Regions from separate parts of the Homo sapiens genome. Here regions 1 and 2 are each linked to region 3. The links are chromatin contacts, found by Hi-C or POLR2A ChIA-PET in ENCODE. All regions are on one chromosome and are shown on one strand. The core of a region is the stretch at or near the end of the contact, and the rest is flanking DNA. Distances in the headings are between cores, read along the strand shown.

The links. A loop is a pair of places that touch in the nucleus more often than their neighbours do. ChIA-PET counts read pairs that join two places held with the same protein, here RNA polymerase II (POLR2A). Pooled maps may share reads with other maps.
Region 1: a map of naive thymus-derived CD4-positive, alpha-beta T cell shows a loop between it and region 3 (4-fold over the local background). The contact joins the promoter of VPS52 here to the promoter of PBX2 in region 3. A Hi-C loop is called at or near these places in 2 of 168 maps with a recorded cell type or tissue (chondrocyte and naive thymus-derived CD4-positive, alpha-beta T cell), 2 of 37 single-sample maps with no recorded cell type and 20 of 50 pooled maps. POLR2A ChIA-PET finds 5 or more read pairs at or near these places in 5 of 52 experiments (B cell, CD4-positive, alpha-beta T cell, MCF 10A and 2 more).
Region 2: a loop to region 3 is called in a pooled map, with 8 times the contacts of the local background. The contact joins the promoter of KIFC1 here to the promoter of PBX2 in region 3. A Hi-C loop is called at or near these places in 1 of 37 single-sample maps with no recorded cell type and 8 of 50 pooled maps. POLR2A ChIA-PET finds 5 or more read pairs at or near these places in 1 of 52 experiments (MCF 10A).

The regions. Positions count from the first base shown.
Region 1 is chr6:33,270,484-33,273,608 of GRCh38, forward strand. VPS52 (VPS52 subunit of GARP complex) reads right to left here and starts at 1,393. Exons shown (of 20, transcript NM_022553.6): 1 at 1,103-1,393. The coding sequence starts at 1,192. It overlaps RPS18 (ribosomal protein S18), which reads left to right and starts at 1,592. Exons shown (of 6, transcript NM_022551.3): 1 at 1,592-1,639; 2 at 2,145-2,243. The coding sequence starts at 1,637.
Region 2 is chr6:33,390,264-33,393,325 of GRCh38, forward strand. KIFC1 (kinesin family member C1) reads left to right here and starts at 1,560. Exons shown (of 11, transcript NM_002263.4): 1 at 1,560-1,734. The coding sequence starts at 1,723.
Region 3 is chr6:32,188,808-32,191,707 of GRCh38, forward strand. It overlaps PBX2 (PBX homeobox 2), which reads right to left and starts at 1,395. Exons shown (of 9, transcript NM_002586.5): 1 at 888-1,395. The coding sequence starts at 1,108. GPSM3 (G protein signaling modulator 3) reads right to left here. Exons shown (of 4, transcript NM_001276501.2): 4 at 1,959-2,696. The coding sequence ends at 2,559. RefSeq lists enhancers at 1-29, 1,182-1,750 and a silencer at 2,137-2,315.

The DNA.
Region 1 (3,125 bases), core at 143-2,642, 1.1 Mb after region 3:
AGACGATCCAGTGAGACAGTGGAGGTAGCCCAGCATGGTGGTGGGCTCCTTGTAGTCCCAACTACTTAGAAGCTGAGACGGGAAGATTGTTTGAGGAGATCAGGAGTTCAAGGTCAACCTGGGTAACACAGGGAAACCCGTCTAAAGAAAACAAAAAAAGGTAAAAGACAAGACAGTGCAGTGGAGGCCGGACGCAGTGGCTCACGCCTGTAATCCCAGCACTTTGGGAGGCCGAGGTGGGAAGATCACGAGGTCAGGAGATCGAGACCATCCTGGCTAACACAGTGAAACCCCGTCTCTACTAAAAAATACAAAAAATTAGCCGGGCGCGGTGGCGGGCGCCTGTAGTCCCAGCTACTTGGGAGGTTGAGGCAGGAGAATGGCGTGAACCCGGAAGGTGGAGCTTGCAGTGAGCCAAGATCGCGCCACTGCACTCCAGCCTGGGCGACAGAGCAAGACTCCGTCTCAAAAAAAAAAAAAAAAAAAAAAAAGTGCAGTGGAGATGACCGAATGAGGAAAGCTAGGAATTGCAGAGGATAGAGCAGAACTTGCACTTAAATTTAAGACCCTCAGACTCCTGCCATCTTGGGTGTTCTATCACACCTCTGGGGAACCCCAGGCTTTCTAGAAATGTCAAAACACATAGTGTTTACCTGCATGCCAGGTGCAATCTTACACATATTCATCTAATCCTAACGACGATGTATACAATAGGTTCTATCTTCCTCACCTTAAAGGTGTGAGAAATGATGGCACAGAGAAGCTGGTTAACTTGCCCAAGGGCACACAGCGTGTAAGTGGCAGAGATAGAACTCAGGCAGTCTGGCTTCAGAGGCCATGTTCTTAACCTTTACACTATACTACTTCGTGACTCTACCCCAAAATGTGGAGTGAAGTTGAAATTTTGTGCCCCAGAACATGAGTTTCAGCCACTAGGGTCCCGCTCAGGGTCGGGTCTGATCACAGGGAAGGGTACGGGGAGCCAAACAGGTAATATCACGGGTAGCAGCCAAGTTCCCACCCTTGTGCCTAAACCCAGCTCAGGTCTTTCTGAAGCTAGGAGCACCGGAACTACGGAGGAGAAACAGCTCCGCGCTCTCACCAGCGGGCCCTCTTCCTCCTCCATATCTGAGGTCCCAGCCCGCAACACCAGTTCCCGGGCCGCAGCCGCCATGGTCGCAGCGGCGGCCATTCCCCGCAGCCTCACTTCCGGCAACTGTCAGTCCCGGCGAGTCCGTTCCCCGGAGTGGAGCTACAAGTCCCAAAGGGTCTTCCTCAGCGCGAAATCGTTCCCAGATATTTGAGTTAAGTTGTTTGACTCCAGCTGTCCCCTTTCAGCTCTAACCACTTCACCCAACTGCAAATGGAAATATGGAAGTCTGAAACACAAACTAGCCCCGGAACCTTCGCTGTTCTCTTACCTATGAACCTTACGAACTGTAAAGAAAGGCGCACCGGAAGTTGTGGTACCCAAGCCATACTCTCATAAATCCAGCCAGGTCGCGCTGAAACAGTTTCCGGAAGCACTTCTCCTAGATCGCACCGCCTCTTCCTCCTGGAAGCTATATAATGATATCGCGTCACTTCCGCTCTCTCTTCCACAGGAGGCCTACACGCCGCCGCTTGTGCTGCAGCCATGGTAAGACTGGAATCCGTGCCGTGATCCAGCGGCATCGCAGCTCGGGCAAGGAAAGCCGGCTGTCAGGGTTCTGGAAACGTCCTGCCCTGAGGGCCTGCGACTTTCTGTATGGAGCCTTGGATCGCGTCCCTGGAAAGGGACACCAAAGATTTCCAATTCCGGAGAGCGGGCCCGAGGAAGGGTCACTGCTCGGGCGCACGAAAGCTGTCTAAGGCTTGGGCGTATATGGGGAACTCTGGCTTTTGCCACGCACTTTTGGGAATGGGCAGGAGACCTGCTTCCTCTCTCCAGAGGTTGCATTTTCCCAAGCTTGAACGCTTCATGTGCCTACTCTGCAGGACTGAGGAGTTTGCTCTGTGGTGTGAAAACCTAAGGAATGGGGGGCGGGTGTCTTGCCACTTGTGTGACAGGCTTAACCTTTTTGTATGAAGTTCGTTTGCCTTATCGGCCTTACTGTTTGATAGTTTACTGTGTCTGATTTCTTCCCCCGTACTTTTTCAACTAGTCTCTAGTGATCCCTGAAAAGTTCCAGCATATTTTGCGAGTACTCAACACCAACATCGATGGGCGGCGGAAAATAGCCTTTGCCATCACTGCCATTAAGGTAAGTGAAGTAGGGTAAGGAATAGGGAATGTAAATGAGAATTGGGTTGTGAAGACATAAGCAAAAATGAAGCAAGGCTGGGGAGACTTGAGTCTCATCCAGATCACCTTGACTGCTGGATTAAGAAAAGAAAGTGGTTTAGGGAGAGACTGACCCCTTTAGCATTTACCACAGAAAATAAGTGATTAAAGCCAAGATAGTGGTCTAAGGTCAAGCCAAAACATTTCACCTGGGGAAGTGGGGAGGAGGTATGGTTGCTCACCCGAATTCGCTAAGATTTTCCTGAACCACGAGCTTGTGAGATTTCTTCTAGATTCGGTTTCTTTACCCATCCCACCATCATAACAGCAACCCTTCCTGCGAAATTTATATTCCCTGAGAATTGGAGGATTATTGGGCATCTTGAGGGATAAGTAGAAATACCAACAGATAAAAAGTGTGAAGAAGCCTGTAGATGGAGGGTGGAAGAAGTCTGAGTGGGACATTTACTCAGATGAGCCATAATTGACACTCCTTTCCTGTCGAAGTGTGAAGGAGTACATCCATCTTTCTTTGGCTTTTAAGAATCGAATCAATGAATGCAAGAATATTATTTCACTTGAGTATTTCTCTCCACAAACCTAATGAATTCTTGGCTTTCTAGATACATAACGTTCTTTTTTTTTCCCTTAAGTCAGAATGTGTAGTTAGTTGTGGAAATAGCCTACCAGTATGTGTCCATGCGTGCAGGGCTAGGCCTGTCTTCTTGGCTTCTGTTGCATGGTAGGTACTTAGGCGACGTTAGGGAATGGATAGTAGTAGGGATACTGTTGGCTCTGTTGAGGAATTTGTAGAGGGAAATTCCTTCTGTTGGGTGCTCTGTGAAACTAATAAGGCAGTGTG
Region 2 (3,062 bases), core at 310-2,809, 1.2 Mb after region 3:
GGGTGTTGAATATTTTGAGTGACTTTGCTGCATCAATTGAGATGAATACATTTTCCCCCTTTAATCTGCTAATGGGTCTATATTTCTCCATTCCATTTAAATTTTTTTTTAATTTGATAAATATCTTTTGCTATATGTTTCTTCTCAGGTCTCCCTTCTCAGTTATCCCCCTTTACCTTCCATTGTTGGTTTTCTCTAGTTTCTTCCTTTTCTTTTTACTGTGTTCTCTTCAAGCTCTTGCTTTTTGGAGTTTTCCCAGGATATCAAAGGTTGGGGGGATGGCAACATGGTTTTCAGACAGTGTGTCTCCCCACAATCTGCTTCTCTCTACAAGCTTGTTTGAAGCCAAGTTAAAGCAATGGATAGAAGACGGCAGCGCGGGTGTCAGACCTGCCAATTTCCAACTGCACACCAAATCCCCGAACATATGCTTGAGGCCCCTGCCTTTCGGTTTCATAAATAAAACCCTGTCCTGACTACCTCCAGGATTGGATGGAAACTCGGATGAGTAAATATGGTAGAACGACTTTGCAAACTAGCACCCTATTCACACGTAAGGGGTTGCTCTTGTCACCGAGACTGTTAGAGGCAACGTGAGTTAACAGAAATAGCTTGGATTTTGAAGCTAATGGAATCTAGATCCATTCCTAACCAGCAGTGTGACCTTATTGTGTAATCTTTCTGAACCTGTCTCCATCCATCTCTACAAAGAATGTGGCACAATGTAGGAACTCAGTGAATTTTCGTGATTAAAAGACGAGATAATACAGGTGCACAATCTGCAAAACATAAAATACTCCATAAATGGAAGCAGTAAATCTTCCCCGAGCTCGAGACTCCAAAGGCCCTGAGCCCAGTACCAGTAACAGCACCCAGGTAAGTAGGCTGGCTGAGAGAAGAGGGCTATAAAGAAAAGTTCTTTCCTGAGCTTTGAATCCCCACTGTCAGGCTTCAATGGAGCGCAAAAATTCCTAAATTTGGTGAGAAATGGCAACATTACCAGGGAATGAACAGACCAGGCCACTCACATCCACGTGAGGGCTCCAGGAGCCACTTCCGGGCCCAGTCAACCACGACCAGGAGAGGCAGCGCTGGAGCCTCAATCACGTCGACGGAAAACAAGTGCGCTCCCTACTGCAGTCACCAGGAGGCGCTAGTCCCGCCTGTCTCCCGGCACGGGTCCTCGTTTGCGCACGCGTCATTTCTTTCCTCCAGCGTCCCCGCCCCTTCTCCTCCGGCCGCCACCAGTTTCGCTTGGCCAGTTGCGTTCGTGCGGCGACGTCCACGCATTTTCTGACGTAGCGAGCGACGGCGGGGAGCCGAGCGGAAGTCCAGCACTATTGCCGCTAGAGGAGGGGAGGGGTGAGAAGCATAAGTGGCACCGGAAGTGGAATTAATCCGCCTACCTCTCCTGCGCCTGCGAAACAGAAAAGACAAGGCGCCTGTCGGGCGGGGTGTGGCTTCGGGTGGCGGAGAACGCTGCGATTGGCCCTCGGCTGTGGCGACAGCGACGATTGGTCCCTGCGTGCAGAGCGCGGTGAGAGTGGGTGGTGGCCGTTGGAATTCAAAAGTGGCGGGTGTGGCGCGGGGCTGGTAGCGGCCGGAGCCGTGCGAGTTCTCTACCCTGCTTCGCGAGCGGGCGAGAGAACGCGAGTCCCAGGATCCCCGGCACCCAGTTCTCTTCCACTGCATTCCCCCGGCGCGTGTGGGACCGAGGTGGACATGGATCCGCAGGTGAGTAGGGGCGGCGCAGGTGTCCTGCCCTGGGGATGGGGACGAAGGCTGACCGCTCCGATGCTGTCGCGCCCCCGGCTCCCGGTCGGCCTTTGTCATGTCTACCGGGAGAGCGAAGGTCCGTGCGCCCCCGCACAAGTGGAAAGGGGCGGAGGCAGGAGTGGAGACGGCTTAGAGCACCCGGGGAGGTCGGAAGGCACGTCTGTCTGCCCTCCCCTAGCTTCAAGTTTCTGGAGCCCCTCCCTTAACTTTCATGTCTCCGAGATTTCTCATTTCGAATTCTCAGGCTCGTCTGACACATTTCCACTTCTTTATTCCTACTCAGGGTGTGATTGCAGTGTGTAAGAAGGGAGAGTTCTGATATGACTTCTTCCTTTTGGGGACATGGTGTCTGAGGCCACATCCTTGCTGAGGTCCTTTTGTGTTAATCGCCTCTCCTTATCACTGCTGCTTCGGAGTGTAGGAAAGGGAGAAGGAGAGTAGGGTAATCTGGGCCAAAAGACTTCTCATTCTCTCTCTCCTTTCCCAAATTGTGCAGATTCCTGCCCAATGAAACTGATTGATTTAGTTCTTTCTCTTAAATGGTGCCCTGCTGCACCCCACAACCATATGCAGCTTCCTGTCTCCAGTGAAGAGAGATGAATGTGTGTGACAGCTGGAGTGTACTTATCTCTGGTGCCAGGAAAGGTCTGCCTGAATCCTTTGTTTACTAGTATTTCACGTTCAGGTTTCCCTGAAGTTAGGATTCAGCCTTAAGAGAGATTCTTTCTCTCGTGACAACCAGAGAGCAGAGTAGTATTATGTGACAGTAAGAAGTAGTAAAAGCCTTCTCAGATCTATTAATCAAGTATTTATTGAGCACCTACTACATGCTAGGCGTGGTTGTAGGTACTTAGGATGCAGCAGTGAACAAGGGACAAATCGTTGCCATCGTGGAGCTGCCATTCTATGGGGATACAGACAATAAATGTAATAAATGAATTATATAACTGCCAGAAGGCCGTAAGTGCTGTGGAGAAAAGGAGAAATTCAAGGTTGAGGACATAGGGGAGGCCAACTGGCGGGTTAGAGTATTAAATAGGGTGGTCTCAGTAACCCCCATGGAAAAGATGAGTTGAATAAAGACTTGAAGGAAGTGAGGGAGACAGACAAGCAGATAGTGAGGGAAGAACATTTCAGGCAGAGGGAATCTGCTAGAGCAGAGTCCCTAAAGAGTTGTAAGGAGGGAAGTGTGGCTGGAATGAAGTGAGCAAGGGGAAAAGTTGTGGGAAAGGAAGTCAGGTAATGGGTAGTGGGGTTGCTGATCACAGTTTGTCCTTGTGGGGGTC
Region 3 (2,900 bases), core at 145-2,644:
TGGGAGTGGGGAAAGAGAAAAGTTGAGGAGCTAGAGAAACAGAGCAGGGGGCCTGAGAACAAGGAGGGAGGAGGGTCAGTCTGCGGAGGGAGGAAGCGGATTGGGGGTGGAATGAGTTGGGGGTGGAATGAGGAGTTCTTGGGAAAAGATCAGCTCCCAGAGCATGGGGAAGCTCCTCAGCTTCAGGGAGACACAGGGAAGATGCAGGCAGCAGGTTAAAGGCTGCGGGCTTTGGGAGATGGTCTAGAAAGGTAGGAGGAGGAATCTGGGAGTGGATGGAGAAAGGAAAGTGACTTGGTAGGTTTCAGAGGGAGAGAGACAGAGGCTGGGGTTGAGAAGAGTCAGAGTTTGAGGTGGCAGAGTGGGGCTGGGGGTGCCGAGCTAACTGGGGAGATCAGTGTAGGGTGTGTGAAGGGGTCCTGGGGCTGAGCAGGTGGGAGGCTTTGATGCACCTAGTGTCTGGCTGAGCAGTGGAGAGGAGCTTTAGGGGCTCTGGAGAGGGTGTGGAGGTCTCCACATCTGGAGAGAATGAGGGGGCTGGGTGGAGAGTTAGGGGAGAAGATAACGTAGCCCAAGAACAGTTTCTTAGTCTGGGAGCCAGAGGGGGCTCCCGGGGATGGGGCTGTTCCAGGAGACTGCAGGGGTCGGCAAAAGGTTAGGAGTGGGGAGCCGGGCCACCGGGGGTTCCCTCTGTGAAGGTTTCAGGGCCTGGGGGTGAAGGGAGGTTTGAGAGGGATCACTTTTCTATGGGCTCCCAGGAATAAGGAGAGAAGAGAGCTGTTGGATCCTGGAGAGGGCCCTGGAGTTGGGGGGGGCTCCCAGAAGATTCAGAACATGTGAACGGGGTTTGCTGGGTCTGTGTGGGGTCCCGGAGTGGGGGCACTCACTTGGCCTGGGCCTCGTCCAGGCTCTGGTCGGTGATGGTCATTATCTGCTGCAGAATGTCCCCGATGTCTTGCTTCCCTCGGCCTCCCGGGACCCCCCCGCTACCCCCACCGGGGTCTCCGCCACCGGGAGGCTCGCCAGGGCCCCCAGGCTCCCCACTCACCAATCCCAGGCCCCCCCGGCCCCCGCCTGGAGGGGGCGGCCCCAGTAGCCGTTCGTCCATAGCTGGGGGGGGGCCCTGAGGCCCCCTCCCTGCTCCGCCCCTCCCCCCGCCTGGTTACTTCTCCCCCCAAACTCGCTGGGGCCGCTGCTCCCTCCGCCCCAACCCCCGCCCGTCTGCCCCCGGCTCCCGGCTCCCCCGGGGGTTCACCCCGGCACTGAAGGGAGACCTGGGATACCGGCTGGGCCCCCCACAGGAGACCCCGGCCCCCGGCGGCGGAGAAAATGGAGCCGGAGAGAGAGAGGAGGCCCAAGCGGGGGTGTGTGTGAGAGAGAGGGAGGAGGGAGGAGGGAGAAGGGGGGGGAGCGAGGGAGGGAGGCTGGGGGAGGGGAGCCGGAGAGGAAGAGGAGGGGAGAAGAGAGGAGGAACAGGGAGGAGCTGGGGGCGGAGAGAGAGACACAGAAACAGAGGAACTGAGACCTAGTGGAGGAGGGGAGAGGGAAGAGGGGATGAGGGGAGGAGACGGGCCATCTGAAAGATATGGGAAAGCCCCCTGGCTGGACTTCCGCGGCCTAGGAGTGGGGCTGTGTTGGCGGCTGGGGGCGTCTGTCACCTGGGTCCTGAATCAGGGATCTAAGCGATGTGGACTCAGGCCGCTGGAATGCCTGGGTTCACCGGCAGCTCAGTTCATATTTCTTGTTCTAATGACTCCCCTCCCTGTTCTACTTAATTAAAACCGAAGAGGGGGGCTGGGGGAGATAATTAGGGAGGTCTCCAGCCGCTGCTTAATGAGCCAGTAATTAACCAGCCGGGGAGGGGAGCTGGCCTCTGGCCAGACTGGGGAGAGAAAAGGCCTCTGGCCTCACCTTCCTACCTTTCACCCCGCCTGGGCCCCCCAGATACCAGTCTGCAGTCCAGAGGGGAATTATATTTATTCACACAACCAAAACATCAGACAGACTCAGCAGCAGTGGGGAGGGAGGGTGGGCAGGGCTGAAGGTCCATTCACAGCCCGTAAACCCCTCAGTCTCAGGGATCGGGGGTGCTGGTAGTGGGACTGGGAGAATAGTCTTAATCTCTCAGGTGCCCACCCACCTTCCCTTCTTACTGGGAGGAAGGGTAGAGCTGTCTCTCAGGTTATAACCTCTCAGGTGGAGGCCTGAGCCCTCAGACCCTACTGCCTAGTAGCTTGACAACTGGTGGTGTCCCCACAAGTTAGGGAAAAGACTCCCAGCCACTCCTTGAGATGGGTGCCTGGGATCCCCCTTACTGCCTCAAGCTCCCATGGACCTGTGGGCGGGGAGTTAAATCCCTGTTCCATCTCGCCTGTTCCCAGAGTTTGAGGACTTTCACCCTGTCCAGTTCCCAGGGAAGGTGATGTGGGAGATGAATATTGAGATTTGTGCCGTGTCTTTCAGTCTCTGGTACCCCTGCCAAGCAAGAGTTGAGGGCATGCAATGGGCTGCCCAGCTTTGAGACCAGTGGCAAGGAAGGGCTGGTTGGGGCTCAAGTCTCAGCAGGTGTGTGTGGGGGGCCGGGACCTTTGCTCCTCCATTCGACCCCCACCCTGAACTCTCAGCAGCAACTCCAGGAGCTCTTGCCCCCCTGGAGGGAGGGGAGGCTCTGACCGCTGGGCTTCCATCCGCTGGCACTGGAGGAGTGGAGGGAGAGGGAGAGCTTTGGTGAGGGTCTGAGAGGAGGAGGTTCTTGAGAGGATCAAGGGTTGGTATGGGGAGGCATATAGGAAACCTGTGAAGGCGATGGGGTGCCTAGGGAGAAACAGGAGTAGAGCCCCAAAGAGAACAGGGGCCAAGAGACCAGGAGGCCTGGGTTTGCCTCCTGGGGGGATGTCTTA